Regions from separate parts of the Homo sapiens genome. Here region 1 is linked to region 2. Evidence: read pairs that join two places in POLR2A ChIA-PET (ENCODE). Cell type or tissue: HepG2. All regions are shown on one strand. Links, peaks and the distances in the headings refer to the core of each region. The heading gives the core; the rest is flanking DNA. Region 1 overlaps FNIP2 (folliculin interacting protein 2). Region 2 overlaps FNIP2 (folliculin interacting protein 2).

Region 1 (4,387 bases), core at 91-4,090, 76 kb after region 2:
TTTAAAGTCTGTTTTATCAGGACTAGGACTACAACCCCTACTTTTTTTCACTTTCCATTTGCTTGTAGATCTTCCTCCATCTCTTTATTTTGAGTCTGTGTATGTGTTTGCACGTGAGATGTGTCTCCTGAATACAGCACAATCATGGGTCTTGACTCTTTATCCAGTTTGCCAGTCTGTGTCTTTTAATTGGGGCATTTAGCCCGTATTTGATTTAAGGTTAATATTGTTATATGTGAATGTGATCCTGTCATTATGATGCTAGTTGGTTTTTTTGCCCGTTAGTTGATGCAGTTTCTTCATAGTGTTGATGGTCTTTACAATTTGGTATGTTTTTGCAGTGGCTGGTACCGCTTTTTCCTTTCCATGTAGTGCTTCCTTCAGGAGCTCTTGTAAGGCAGGCCTGGTGGTGACAGAATCTCTCAGCATTTGCTTGTCTGTAAAGGATTTTATTTCTCCTTTGCTTGTGAAGCTTAGTTTGGCTGGATATGAAATTCTGGGTTGAAATTTTTTTTTTTTTTTTTTTTTTGAGACAGAGTCTTGCTCTGTTGCCCAGGCTGGAGTGCAGTGGCGTGATCTTAGCTCACTGCAACCTCCGCCCCTCCAGGTTTAAGCAATTCTCTGCCTCAGCGTCCAGAGTAGCTGGGATTACAGGCGTGTGCCACGAAAATTCTTTTAAGAATGTTGAATATTGGCCCCCACTCTCTTCTGGCTTGTAGGGTTTCTGCAGAGATCTGCTGTTAGTCTGATGGGCTTCCCTTTGTGGGTAACCTGACCTCTCTCTGGCTGCCCTTAACATTTTTTTCCTTCATTTCAACCTCCGTGAATCTGACCATTATGTGTCTTGGGGTTGCTCTTCTCGAGGAGTATCTTTGTGGTGTTCTCTGTATTTCCTGAATTTGAATGTTGGCCTGCCTTGCTAGGTTGGGGACATTCTCCTGGATAATAACCTGAAGTGTGTTTTCCAACTTGGTTCCATTCTCCCTGTCACTTTCAGGTATACCAATCAAACGTAGATTTGGTCTTTTCACATAGTCTCATATTTCTTGGAGGCTTTGTTCGTTTGTTTTCATTTTTTCTGTAATCTTGTCTTCACGCTTTATTTCATTAAGTTGATCTTCAATCTCTGATAGCCTTTCTTCTGCTTGATTGATCCAGCTATTGATACTTGTGTATGCTTCATGAAGTTCTCGTGCTGTGTTTTTCAGCTCCATCAGGTCATTTATGTTCTTCTCTAAGCTAGTTATTCTAGTTAGCAATTCACCTAACCTTTTTTCAAGGTTCTTAGCTTCCTTGCATTGGGTTAGAACATGCTTCTTTAGCTCAGAGGAGTTTGTTATTACCCACCTTCTGAAGCCTACTTCTGTCAATTCATCAAACTCAATTCTCCATCCAGTTTTGTTCCCTTGCTGGTGAGGAGCTGTGATCCTTTGGAGGAGAGAGCATTCTGGTTTTTTGAATTTTCAGCCTTTTTGCCCAGGTTTCTCCCCATCTTCATGGATTTATCTACCTTTGGTCTTTTACGTTGGTGACCTTCGGATGGGGTCTCTGAGTGGACGTCCTTTTTGTTGATGTTGATGTGGCTGTTTTCTGCTTGTTAATTTTCCTTCTAACAGGCCTGTCTGCTGCAGGTCTGCTGTGGTTTGTTGGAGGTCCACTACAGACCCTGTTTGCCTGGGTATCACCAGCGGAGGCTGTAGAACAGCAAAGATTGCTGCCTGTTCCTTCCTCTGGAAGCTTCGTCCCAGAGGGGCACCCACCAGATTCCAGCCAGAGCTCTCCTGTATGAGGTTCTGTCGGCCCCTACTGGGAGGTGTCTCCCAGTCAGGATACACAGGGGTCAGGGATCCACTTGAGGAGGCAGTCTGACCCTTAGCAGAGCTCAAACGCTGTGTGGGGGATCCACTGCTGTCTTCAGAGTTATCAGGCAGGGATGTTTAAGTCTGCTGAAGCTGTGCCTACAGCCGCCCCTTCCCCCAGGTGCTCTGTCCCAAAGAGATGGGGGTTTTATCTATAAACCCCTAACTGGGGCTGCTGCCTTTTTTTCAGAGATGCCCTGCCCAGAGAGGAGGAATCTAGAGAGGCAGTCTGGCCCCAGTGGCCTTGCTGAGAGCTGCAGTGGGCTCCGCCCAGTTTGAACTTCCAGGCAGCTTTGTTTACACTGTGAGGCTAAACCGCTTACTCAAGTCTCAGCAATGGTGGATGCCCCTCCCCCAACCAACCTCAAACGTCCCAGGTCGACCTCAGACTGCTGTGCTGGCAGTGAGAATTTCAAGCCAGTGGATCTTAGCTTGCTGGCTCTGTGGGCATGGGACCCACTGAGCCAGACCACTCGGCTCCCTGGCTTCAGCCCCCTTTCCAGGGGAGTGAACCGTTCTGTCTCGCTAGCATTCCGGGTGCCACTGAGGTATGGAAAAAAAACTCTTGCAGCTAGCTCAGTGTCTGCCCAAATGGCCGCCCAGTTTTGTGCTTGAAACCCAGGGCCCTGATTGTGTACACACCAAAGGGAATCTCCTGGTCTGTGGGTCATGAAGACCATGGGAAAAGTGCAGTATCCAGACTGCAGTGCAGATATTGAGTTCCTCACGGCTTCCCTTGGGTAGGGGAAACAATTCCCTGAACCCTTGCACTTCCCGAGTAAGGCAACACCCCACCCTCCTTCTACTTGCCCTCTGTGGGCTGCACCCAGTGTCCAGCCACTCCCAATGAGATGAGCCGGGTACATCAGTTGGAAATACAGAAATCACCCACCTTCTGCGTCGATCTTGCTGGGAGCTGCAGACCAGAGCTGTTCCTATTCGGCCGTCTTGCCTTATTAGATTTTCCATTGCCAAATGTGTGCCTTACATTTCAAGGGCTTTACCCCATCCTTGACCCTTACAGGTGTGCATCAACACGTGTAATCATAAGCTTTTATTCCCCTTTGCACTCATCTCTAGGTCCTCTTAGTGCATTATTAGTGGACTCATGTTCATCCTTCCTTTATCCCCTTCCTCCCGTAGTCAGGGCCAGTAGCACTAAAAGTACTAGAGAACTTCTGTGCACTCTGAAATCAGATCTGTATGTAGCATTACTGGAGAAGGACTAGAAAACCCCATGAGGTAATGCCAGATACTGTTTTATTTTTACTTTGAGGAATTCAAGGGTAAGGATTAGGACATAGTCCACAAACTGAAACAGTTCAATTTTTTTTTTTCATGACACCTGGCATCATTTTTAGCCAGTGCCCATACTGTATCCACCTCTGCTGTAAGAGAGGCAGCCAAAGCTGTGTCCATTTGAAACCATGATGTCTCTTAACCCAGTACCTTTTAGTGTCACTTTGCTCTCAGAATCTTGTGGCTTAAATGCTCAGTGAGGATCCCAGTATAAACTTTGAACAAATTCCCAATGTTTTTTAAGAAATTGCTACCATCATCGTTTTTCTAAGACCAATTTGAACTTAGGTGAAAAATCAGTATGCATTTAGAAGTGTTGACTGGAAGAATGAGTTTATAATGGAGAATACCTTAAAGTATGATACAATGAAGTTATATAGGGAATACAGGAAAGTTAGAAAGTCTGGTGACCCCTGCCAAGGGAAAAAGAGCTTTATGTCCACACACAGGCACAACACACTTCCTGTATTTCTCTCCCTTTGCCTCCCTGGTCAGTGTCCACTGGAATATTTTATTAAAAGAGTAAGTTTATTATCCTTCCATCTGTTTTGCTTTTTCATTAGTTTTAAATGATAATCTATCAAACTTAGTACCTAGAAATAATACTTTCTCATAAAAAGAAATAATACTTTCTCATAAAACCATGCTCTTTTAAAGTAATATTCTTTTCTTTTCTCAATATTCAGGATTGAATCCAACGACCTGCCTCTGTTGACTGCTATTGCCAGTACTCATTCTCCTTATGTGGCTCAAATACTCTTATAAGCTAAAGCTCAGGACAGTTCTTCCTTGGAAGAAAAAAATCAAATTCTCAACTGAAGGAGAAAGGAATAAGCTCTCTGTGATGTCAAAAGCATGAGAAGAGCAAACAGAAACAGTCATTCCACCTTTTTGTTTTGTGTTTTTGCTGTCAAGCTGATGCTTCATTGAAGACTTAGGTTTACTTGACATAATAGCATTTGTGATTGTCGTGAACACTTTAGGCCATTTGTTACCCATGAATCAACAAAGAAACTGACCTTTTTGGTAGGAGGAAACATAAGCACTAAACACTAAGCTGTTGCAACAGATTGCCTTGTGCTGTTTGGGCAGAATAAAGACAAGTGACTTGAGCGGGGTGGTCAGCAGTGTACATAATATTCCAGTAGGAAACTGCTTCCAAGTTTAAGCATGAGCTCCCCAAACTGGAGAAAACATATTTTGCTATTCTGAGACAACAATCAGAATAC
Region 2 (4,387 bases), core at 247-4,246:
ACCGGCTCAACTCTGTCCTCTGAGCATGCCACCAGTGTCTGTCCCCTTTCCCCCACCTCTGCTGCTGGAGCTCTAGCCTTCATTATGAAGGGCCAGAACTCTTATTATGAATTCTGTTTGGCCTTCCTGCTTCCAGTCTTCATCTCTTCCACCCCCATTTTCCTTAACAGCCAGATTGAACTTTCAAAAAGTGCAGACCTGATCTTATCAAGCGTCTGTTTTCCTTGGCTTCTCATGGAGGGAGAACATGATCCTGGCCCCTGCCTGCCGTCCTTTCCACCTCACGGCACTCACTCTCTGGCCTTTTTTCTTCTTCCTTCTCCAGTGCAGCAGTCTTACACCTTACCACCTCCTTCTCTGTTCCTATGGTGCGCATCATTTGTTTTGCTTCTTCAGGTCTGTGTTTACATGTCACTTCAAGTCCTTAGGGACTTCTCTGTCCCTTTCCCCTACCCCTTCAATCTGGAAATCTGAAGCTGTTTACTGCTCCTTTTTGTACTTTTCACAGTTTGTAGTGATACATTCGTCTGTGATTATTTGCCTAACATTCCCCACTGAATCATGAACTCCATAAGGGTGGGGACCAGGTCTGTCTGGTTAATTAATTGCTGAGTCTCTAGCAGCAACCACAGTGCCTGGAACATCACAGACACTCAAATATGTGTTGACTGGACTGATGGGTTAAAAACTGAGTATATCCAAAGCAGTGCACTTTTAAATGATTATCTTTTCTGTAGTTCCCTCACTCTGTAATTTATTAAGAATGAACCTATGTTTTCCTCAGAGCAGTTTTATCCCAGTTGCTTTTGGTTTGCTTAGAAACATGCTTCCTTTCTTGCTGACTGTAATTGCTAGCAATTCCAGTGCTCTACAGTGATGCACTTGGTTTCTGAAACTCCTGGATTAGAGCTAGCCATAATCGGGGAAGATAATAAATTTTAGGGTATGTAATTCCTCTTAATTTGACCTGAGTGTGGGTGAGGGAAAGAAGAGAAGGCTCTACCGACTTGCTCCAAATGGTTCCCTGCCCAATAACACAGAAGCCTTAACACTCCTTTAACTCGGATATGCTGTCCCCAGAACCCAGGCATCCAAATTTAGTCTTCTCTGCATGTCCTTGTGATTTCTGACTGCCATCTGTGTCCAAATTGGCTTTGGAAGGAGAAGCTTTCTCTCCAGTGATTTATTATTTAAAGCAGTCTTCTCAGCCCTTATCATGAAAACTGGCAATTTTCATATGGCCCTTTGGAATCCACATACAAGGCTATCTGTCCCAGGCTCACTGGTGCCCCAGTTCTGAGGGGATCACTAGCCCTGCATGCTTGTGGCCTTTTGATGTGCACACAGGCATGGTGACTGGGAAGCTTATCTGTCTGTGATCATCTCATGTGCTGCAGATAACATAACTTCTTTTGCCCTTTTTAATCCACAGTTGGTCATGTTCGGAGTTTGACCTGAATGAGATTCGCCTGATAGTTTACCAGGACTGTGACAGGAGAGGCAGACAAGTCTTGTTTGACTCTAAAGCTGTTCAAAAGATTGAGGAGGTGACAGCTCAGGTATGAAATGCTGATTTGCTTTCTCCTTTTCTTTTGTGCTTTTAACCACCCTTCTGATCAATCATTTATTAATCTATCATCTTCTCTTTGAGTTATATTATACAGTGCCATTAATGGTTCAGAAGAAACATAAGCAAGCATTGAATCCTTTAATCAAAGCCCTACCCCCAACAGGCATGAGTATGCTCACTGCTAAACACAAGTGAAACTGTTAGCAAGTAATCATGGCAGGAGCTAAGCAGTGTACTATTAATAGTACTAGAGGTAAATTTGCTGGTGAGTTGCAATCCAGTAAGATTTTGATGCCAAGTGAGTGCCTCAAATGTAATGGGAAAGCAGAACTCTAAAATTCATAAAGTGATAAAGTGTTAGTGTGAAGATCATTCTGTCCAGTGTTTCTCATGGATAATAATAAGTAGCACTGGGTTAAACAAAATTAAACAGCTTTGCTTATTTACAGGACTTCCATATGCAAACCTGCATTGTTATCTTCAAAAAGGATTGTTTCTCAAACCCTTCTGACCAGGGGAGCTTTTATTTATTTCCCATTTTTTTTGTGGAGAGTTGGGTGGTAGTGGTGGTGGTGGTGGTGGTGTAGGGTGGGCGACAAGCAATGGGTAGAGTGAGGATAGAGCAGCTCTTGATCCCTTGGAACCAGAATGGGAATGGTAAAGTAACATGTTTAAGGTGAGGAGAGTCTGATCCTTTCTGGGTCTTTTTTGGATATGATACCAGGGTACTTGTAAATTCACTTTAGACCTTTCATTCTCTTTTCAGTATTTGTTCAGATGCCTACAAATTAAATAAATCCACTTGTATTCATTCTTTTTATGTTCAATAAGTTGCTACCCATACTGACCAAATACTGGCAGTTTGTAGAATGTGCAGCTAAGTAAATGAACAGTTTATAACGCAGTCTTTGTCTCATCAGGGCCAAGGGGTTGTTTTCCTGCTTTTGATAAGGATCATTTCTGCAGGAAGGAAGTGTTTGGTTAAACACAGTTTAGCTGGGTGGATTCCACAGTGTTTTAAAGTGGAGTTCTGCCAGGTGGCTAATCATTACAGTAGTTGTTGGGCTTGTTAGGTAGGTGAAGGGAGGGAGGGGGAAACCAAGAAATCTCTCAGGTGATTCACTGTAGGCTTTCCAGGTTAGATTTGTAACAGAAATTTAGGTGAGCCAGCACTTGACCCTTTGGTGGACAGGAGATGGTTTACCTCTTAGTTTCTTGAATTATTTCCCATTTCTCTGAAGGCCTCACATGGATGGTCTAGTTGAGCAGCTATCACTGGGGCTGCTCATAGTGGTGGCAGGTGGAGGGGAAAAGAAACACAAGTTTTCAAAAGGAACTGGAATCTTCAGTGTACCAGAGCACTGATAATGCTGGAATCTGGAAACATAGGCTTTCTTAGAAGCATTCATCTAACCAAAAAGGCATCTTAGGTTCAGGAGGTTTGTAGCTTGCCCAAGGCTACAAAAGAATCCAGTCAGTGCTCTATTCACTACACCAGGTGGTTTCTCCAATTATAGACTGTTCAGCATTGTACTCCAGCCAAAGGGTCTAGCAGTCTGAAGCAGTGGCACCTCGTGTCACTTAGGCCCTCTGAGGGGCTGTGTTTCTGGCTTAAGTGAGATTGAGTAACAGCTTTATCTTTAGCGTGTTGAGGGAGTGCTGGGTGCTCAGGAATAATCAAGTGCCACTTTGAATGCCATCATTGCTGGAGTGACAGTTGTGGTCCAGCACATTTTGTGTTTTCCTTACGTTCTTTTCCCATTTTCAGTCCCCACCGCCCCAGCCTCCCTTGGCAAGCACAAAACGTCATGAGTTTGTATCAAGCACATGACTGCAGGCATTTGCATTAGACCACCAGTGTGACTGTCACATTGGAGATTAGATAAGCTGCAATTGCATTCATGTTTTTTTCCAAGCAAAAGCTACACAAGGAAAAAAAAAAGGCAAAGAAGACTCAGAATAGAAATAACTTATCATAGAGGGTGCAGGAAGCTTCTGTAGGGAGTAATATGTTTGGGGAGAGGTAAATATTAATAAAGGTTTATCCTTATACGTTTGTCACTGTGATAAAAATTAGTGGCAAACTCTAGGGAATGTATAGTAGAGCATCCTCTGTTGTCTTTAACCTTTGAAGACCATATTTCCATCACATGCTATGTAATTCACAGTAGCTCCTGTTTCAGGGTTTTGGTTTCATCCCTTACAAATTCAACCTCATGATTTTCCTTCCTGTTACCTTTAAAGGAGTAGTAGAGGAGGTGTGTCATTAAAAACACAAGTAGGCCGGGCGCGGTGGCTCACGCCTGTAATCCAGCACTTTGAGAGGCTGAGGTGGGCAGATCACGAGGTCAAGAGATCAAGACCATCTTGGTCAACATGGTGAAACCCCATCTCCACTAAAAATACAAAAAAATTAGCTGGGCGTGATGGTGGGCACCTGTAAGTCCCAGCTACTTGGAGGCTGAGACAGGAGAATTGCTTGAACCCGGGAGGCACGGGTTGCAGTGAGCCGAGATCATGCCGCTGCACTACAGCCTGGCAACAGGGTGAGACTCCATCTCACAAACAAACAAACAAACAAAAAACCCTACGAGCCAGTCTGCCCAAATTAATAGTTTTGTTTTATTAGTTCCATTTGCTTAGTAAAAATTTAGATTTGAAGCCTCATCTTTCTCCTCATCAATGTAATGGATTATGACTCTACATAATACTAAAAAGCTAATAATCAAAACTCAAATAACCAAAACAGAGGTCAATTATGTGAATTGAAGTGTAAATAATAGTTAAATTATTAAAAGAGGATAAAGTCTTAATACA

Evidence for each region. ChIA-PET counts read pairs that join two places held together with the same protein. Peaks named below come from ENCODE experiments on the same cell type or tissue, not always from the same donor. Only the 100,000 strongest peaks of a DNase experiment are listed, where the experiment ranks them.
Region 1: POLR2A ChIA-PET joins it to region 2 with 9 read pairs; 3 of 35 experiments call an interaction of 5 or more read pairs at or near these places.

Annotation. Positions count from the first base shown.
Region 1 is chr4:158,900,622-158,905,008 of GRCh38, forward strand. It overlaps FNIP2 (folliculin interacting protein 2), which reads left to right. Exons shown (of 17, transcript NM_020840.3): 17 at 3,845-4,387. The coding sequence ends at 3,923. All of the region lies in intron 4 of SPMIP2 (sperm microtubule inner protein 2), which reads right to left. Among named protein-coding and RNA genes, the nearest start is that of SPMIP2, 130 kb to the right of the region's middle. RefSeq lists enhancers at 1,282-2,147, 2,148-3,013. In HepG2, for the core only: a CTCF peak has its summit at 2,122; a DNase peak (open chromatin) is centred at 2,170.
Region 2 is chr4:158,824,484-158,828,870 of GRCh38, forward strand. It overlaps FNIP2 (folliculin interacting protein 2), which reads left to right. Exons shown (of 17, transcript NM_020840.3): 2 at 1,433-1,559. Among named protein-coding and RNA genes, the nearest start is that of FNIP2, 58 kb to the left of the region's middle. In HepG2, for the core only: no CTCF peak of the experiment used is centred there; DNase peaks (open chromatin) are centred at 1,368 and 2,538.